Regions from separate parts of the Homo sapiens genome. Here region 1 is linked to region 2. Evidence: chromatin loops called from intact Hi-C (ENCODE). Cell type or tissue: CD4-positive, alpha-beta T cell. All regions are shown on one strand. Each heading gives the region's core, and the rest is flanking DNA. Links, peaks and the distances in the headings are about the cores only.

Region 1 (2,899 bases), core at 280-2,779, 86 kb before region 2:
TTGTCCCTGTGCCTCTCTAGGGCTGGGCCTGACCCCAGGATGAAGCATCCTCATTCCATCCCTTCTGTCTAGCCAAGGGCTGGGGCTTTGTGTTCCCCTCCCTCACATTCCAAGTCACTGAATTTCTCTGGGCCTCCGTCTCTATACTTACAGTCCAGTGGGAACCTCGTGGAGGAGTTAGAAGCGCTTCTGTCAAGTCTTCACCTTGGAGCAGTGGTTACTGCTAGCCGGGGTACCTGGGAGGGAGAGTTCTTCTGGCAGGGGAAGCATGGCTGAGCCCACTGGGCACTGGCTGGAGTCCCGGGACTCCCCCAGCCCAGGGTCAGGCTCAGACTGCAGCATTCAAGGAGCCCTGCTGCCAGAGGAAAGATACCTGAGGCCACCTTCCTTCTGGGCCTGACCCCTGCGTCTCTCTGCCCTCTGTTCCCTGAGACCCAGTGCCAGGGCAGAGTGGCCTAGCACCCTGATCCTCCCAGCCACCCGCAGGGTCACCAGACGGTGTCCCCCATCTTCAAGGCAGCATTTCCATCCCCCCTGTCCTCCAGCTGGGGCACACTCCACAGTGGCTGCTTGGACAGCCCCTGACGGTGCATCCCCAGGGCTCTTCCCCCAGCAGGGTGAGGCACCAAAACTCACCCCCAGCCCAGAGACTGCGGGGCGTTGAGGGGTGCCTGAGAGCTACTGCTCCCATCCCCCAGCAGGCACAGCCCAATACCAGCTGCTCTCATCCCCCAGGGCCTGGTGGTTTAGACAAGTTCCCCCACACCTGAATTGACAGGTCCCTTTATGATCCCCATTTAAATGAGGCTCAGAGAAGGGAAGTACCCTGCCCAGGGGCATACAGCTGATGCCCTCTGAGGGTGAGATTGGAAACCAGTCTGACTGAAAGCCAGACTCTCAACTGTGCCGCAGAGCTCACCCCACTGGGATACTGCCATATGTGATGCTCACCACCTGGCTCGGCTGTGTCCAGAGCTTGCTTTTTTTTTTTTTTTAATACAGAATCTTGCTCTATTGGTTGCCCAGACTGGAGTGCAGTGGTACAATCATAATTCTGTGGCCTCCACCTCCCGGGCTCAAAGGATTCTCCCGCCTCAGCCTCTAGAGCAGCTGGGGCTGTAGGTGAGTGCCACCACACCTAGCTACTTTTTTTTTTTGGATTTTTTTTTTTTGTAGAGATGAAGTCTCACTGTGATGCCCGGGCTGGTCTCAAACCCCTGAGCTCAAGCAATCTTCCCACTTCAGTCTCCCAAAGTGCTGGGATTACAGGTGGTTTTCAGAGTTTTTGTTCATCAGAGGTCTCTGATCCTTACCACAGCCCTTGGGGAGGGGATGCACTTACTGCCTACAGGTGGCAGCTGAGGCCCAGAGACCGAAGGGCTGGATCACATACCGACCACTCACCGACACCGGGTGCCAGTGGACTGACACCTATACAGAGGGAGGTGCTCAGGAGGTTCAGGGGTGGAGACTGCTGGGCTGGGGGAAGGTGGGAGGAGGGGGCTGGGCTGCAAGGGGCTTTCTGCCTATGCCAGGCACTATCCCAGGCTGCTGCACTTTCAGCAGCCCCAGTATTTTATTGACTGAGTGGCAAAAAAGCTTTCAGCATAAACAGTGCCGTGTGAGTGTGGAACAAGGTCTGCTAGGCTGGCCTTTCGAAGCCTCCCTCTATGAGGGCCCTGACACCTGCCCCAGCTACAGCCCTGGCTAGCCTTGCCATCAGAGCATCATTGTACTTTCCTCAGAGTGCCTCTTCAGCAGAGGACAGAGTCTGAGGGACAGAGTAGGATCCCCTCCCAGAAACCCTCAGGACAGGCAGGGTGACTGCTGGGGGCCTGCTGGTGTATTCTGCCTAGCAGGTATGATGCAAGAACTTACAGTATCTGGACTGCCAATAGCCCTTTACAGGAGTCCAGCCAGTGTGTAGATGGGGAGACTGAGGCCCAGAAAGGCCAGGGACCTGGCTGCGGGCCCACAGCCCTTCGGGAGCAGAGCTGGAGTCAGGATCCAGAGCCTCAGCCTCCTGGCCCCGCCTAGGAACACTCAGGTCAGCTGTGCTTCGCCCTCAGGCCCCAGCAACCACCTCTGCCTAGTACAGCCCAGCTCAGGCAGGTGCTGGCCACCTTAGGGCCTGAGCCTGGGGCAGAGGCTGGAGTTGGCTATGTTGGAGCTGCGGCCCTGCCCTGAATCCAAAAGTTGCCTGAAGCCCCATCTCTCCTCCCATCACTCCCTGACGGCAGCTGCCGCAGATCATCTAGGGATCCCAGACAGGGCAACCCCCAGTGTAATGAGGCCAAACTCCCACTTCTCTCCCAGACATCTTGGGGTAGCCTCGACCTCGCTGTTCCTTGGATGGACACAGTTCAGCGGCTACCTTGAAACTGAAGGAGGTCAAAACTGGGCTCAGAGCTGAGGCTTTCCCCTTCTGCTGGGGGCTCGGCACCTAACTCTCTCACTGGGTCTTGGGCTTGACTAGGCTCGAGGAGGCTTTAGGCACCAAGGACTCTGAGGCTGGGGTGTCAGCAACACTGGCAGCTGGGACAGAAGGGGCCCTTGGCCAGGTCTGGACGAGAGAGCACCTGCTTCTACCCCCCACTGCCTGATGTTGGCCCAGGCTGAGCCCAGCACCCTCAAACCAGGGGAGCAGCCTCACCCCTACCATGTGCTCCTGGCAGCCTCTGCCAAGGAGCCCAGAGAGAGGGTGACAGGGCAGGCACGCTCTGGGGAGGCTGGGCTGGGCATTTCTTGCCAGCAAGTGCCAGGGCTTGAATCCCCTGAAGGGGTGAGTCTTTAGCTTTAGTCAGAGGAAGTGAGGCAGGGCAAATGGGCAATGTGTGTGTAGTGCTGCCGACCTGGCAGCGACCATGCCTGCGGGGATGGGCAGCCGTAGGGACTGCAG
Region 2 (2,899 bases), core at 258-2,757:
TTGTCTCCTAAGGCCTCAATCAAACAGCACCATATGCCATGGCAACACGCTCCCACCAAATGGCACAGGCCTGGGGCACCCGGCAGCTTGCTGTAACAGCCTCTTTGTGTCTTATTCGTTCACTCTAGATGGAAAACAAAGCACCACAACTTCCAAAGTATTTGGTAAATGAGAAGATCTTGCTAGGGTCCCTTTCCCGAGACAGGCCTAAACCTCCTCCCTCACCGTCTCCAAGCCCAGAGCTGTTCACCATGACCTAGCCCACCAGAGTCACAGAGCTCAGGACATGCCTGCCAAGCCACTTACCAGATTCCCCATGGAGCTGGCCAGTGTGGCTGGGGGCCTCGGCACTTTCGTGACTTCTCCATGATCAACAATATCAAAGTTACTCTTCCAAACCATCACCTGCCAAAACCAACAGGCACACCAAGTCAGGAGAAGAAAATCCCCTTGCCAGTCCTTCACTGAGGAAATGGGCTCAGAGGCCATGCCCAAAGTTCTGAGCCATGGTGGGATAGTGGTCCCCACCTGACACCCCAACTCAATTCCGGGACCTACCCCACCTCCCTGGGGAGCAGGCTTTGTGGACAGGCCTCAAGAGGACCTGGATGTGACCAGGATGGACTACCACGGCGTGGCACCGCCAGGCCTTCGCACTTGCTGGTTCACCTCCCTAGGGTGTCACAGGCCCGAGCTTCATGGGGTTGGCTGCTTCGCAGGCTGAAGTGTCTGCTTCAACAGCACCACCTTCTCAGAGAGGCCTTCTGTGAATGTTTATCATAGCCCTCTATTTATTTCCTTCATAGCATCAGAGTAGGGAGTTATTTAATCCCCTTTTCATTGTTTATCATCTGCCTCTGAACTAAAATAGAAGTTCCTGCGGGCGGTGGCCTGGCCTGTTACACTGTGAGAAGTGGTTAACACATGGCCTCCAGGCCAGAACACTCCTTACTGAATGGCCTAAGGCAAGGGACTCAACCTTGTGCCTCAGTTCCTGCATCTGCGAGACTGGGATAAGCCTAGTTCCCATCTCATGGGGCTGCTGTGAGGCTCACAGGAGACAGCCTGGTGGACACGGGCACACAGGAAGTACTCAGCAACACACTCGTCATCCCAAGGCTAACTCAGCCATGAAAAACACATCCTATTCCAGGTGTCCTCCTATCAGCAGGACCATGTCCCTCGGTTCCTTGAACACAGCTGAGGGAGGCACCTGGCTGGGGAGCAAGAGCGCTCCCTGCTGGAGGCTGCTGGCCATGCATGACGGTGTGCTTCCAGGGCCACTTCCAGGATGGCTGGCTTGGGTGTCACAAGAGAACTGGGGAGTGTGTGGCCAGTGGTCACCTGAGGCCACAGAAAAACCACCGTATCCACACAAGATGAACACTCCATATGCCCTGGACACCATCCCTGTCTGTCAGGACGCAGCTGTGAGCCTCGTTCTTCAGGAGGCTCCTCACCACTGTCTGAGCAGCTCCACTGTTTCCTCTCCCAGATGGATGGCGTCTAGGGTCGTGCACATATCACCTTAGAAACAGAATGTTAGCACACACACACCCTTGTTTACAGGGTCTTCATGTCACTGCAAATCTAACTGCTGAATAAATTCCTAACAGTAGAGTGGCTATCATGAATGCAAATAGACAATGCCAATGTCACTCTGAAAAAGCTCAGAGTAGATATTAAACAGGAAGCCTGGGAGCTGATGGCAGCGCTGCTGGACCTACTTTCCACCAGGCTGCCTCTCCTACTATGTCATTTGATTCTACCATGACTCTATTTACTGTGTGAAGTTACCAGTTTCCCTGTCTTCTAAGCAATAAGCCAGGCTTCACGCTCAGGGAAGGCTCAGGAGTCACTTTTGCCTTCCTCCTCCCTCGTCTGCTAGAGCAGGACTGGTGCTGGTGTGGGAAGATGCCTGCTGTCTCTAACCCAGGCTGTGGTCAAAGAGCCTCCAACTACCCTCTGCCTTACTGGAAGAGACTCAACCAAAATTGGTAGATTTGGCTGAGACCAGGACTCGTATAGGCCAATAGGACTTTTCTAGGCTGAGCAGCCAGAACTAAGAGACTGGGCAGTAGTGGAATAAACATTCTCGGCCATCCATCAGGTCAACAGTGGCACAGAACAGCCACCCTTTCCTCCTTTCCTCATCAGGGGCTGTGGTTCTCTGGACAAGAGGACCATGCGGACACTGGAGAAAGACTGCTGATGGTTAGACTCTTCAGTGCTCCTGGCCTCCCCAGTGCCAGGGTCTGGACTAGGCCCCAGAAGCAGGGTGCCTGCCAGGAGACAGGTCATTGGTGGTTAGCAGTCAGGGCACAAGGCACCAGGGCTGACAGGCTGAAGCCTCAGAGCAGAGGGTGACAAGGTGGGATAGGACCTCTTCACAATGTCCTCTCTCTGCAGCCAAAAATACTGAAAATGCTGACCCCTCAAACAGTGTCCAAGGGGGCTGGGAGCAAAGAGCAGCAGATGACAGAGCAGAGGCTCCCAGGGCAGGAGAATGACTCTGAAGTGAGACAGGCCCCAGTACCTGCCCCAGCTCTAGCATCTGCTGGGACTTAGTTTCCTCATCTACCGCACGGGGAGATCAGAGGGCCTCATCTCCCACATGGAGATGTCACGAGAATTAAATGAGGTATGAAGCTCTTGTCACATTGGCCATATTCCCAGGCCTAAAGTAAGATCATATTAATAATAATCATTATCTATTTATTTGGAATCAGGAAAATAACTAAAAAACCAACTTTTCACGACAACCATAGCCCAGCCTCCTTCCACTAAGCGCTAGCCTGAGCAGTGAGGATTCTGAGATGCAGCCATGAGGTCGGCACCTGCAGGAGGCCCATTCTGGAGTGGCAAGGCCCCTGGATCTGGGCAACCCCACCCCAAGCGC

The links. Hi-C counts contacts between places; a loop is a spot of excess contacts. Peaks named below come from ENCODE experiments on the same cell type or tissue, not always from the same donor. Only the 100,000 strongest peaks of a DNase experiment are listed, where the experiment ranks them.
Region 1: a loop joins it to region 2, with 4 times the contacts of the local background. A loop is called at or near these places in 5 of 110 quality-filtered maps.

The regions. Positions count from the first base shown.
Region 1 is chr3:52,035,647-52,038,545 of GRCh38, forward strand. LOC105377088 (a long non-coding RNA gene) reads right to left here and starts at 232. Exons shown (of 3, transcript XR_940839.3): 1 at 152-232. In CD4-positive, alpha-beta T cell, for the core only: no CTCF peak of the experiment used is centred there; a DNase peak (open chromatin) is centred at 1,375.
Region 2 is chr3:52,122,073-52,124,971 of GRCh38, forward strand. It overlaps POC1A (POC1 centriolar protein A), which reads right to left. Exons shown (of 11, transcript NM_015426.5): 9 at 307-405. Among named protein-coding and RNA genes, the nearest start is that of POC1A, 31 kb to the right of the region's middle. In CD4-positive, alpha-beta T cell, for the core only: CTCF peaks have their summits at 1,248 (motif pointing left) and 1,447; a DNase peak (open chromatin) is centred at 1,239.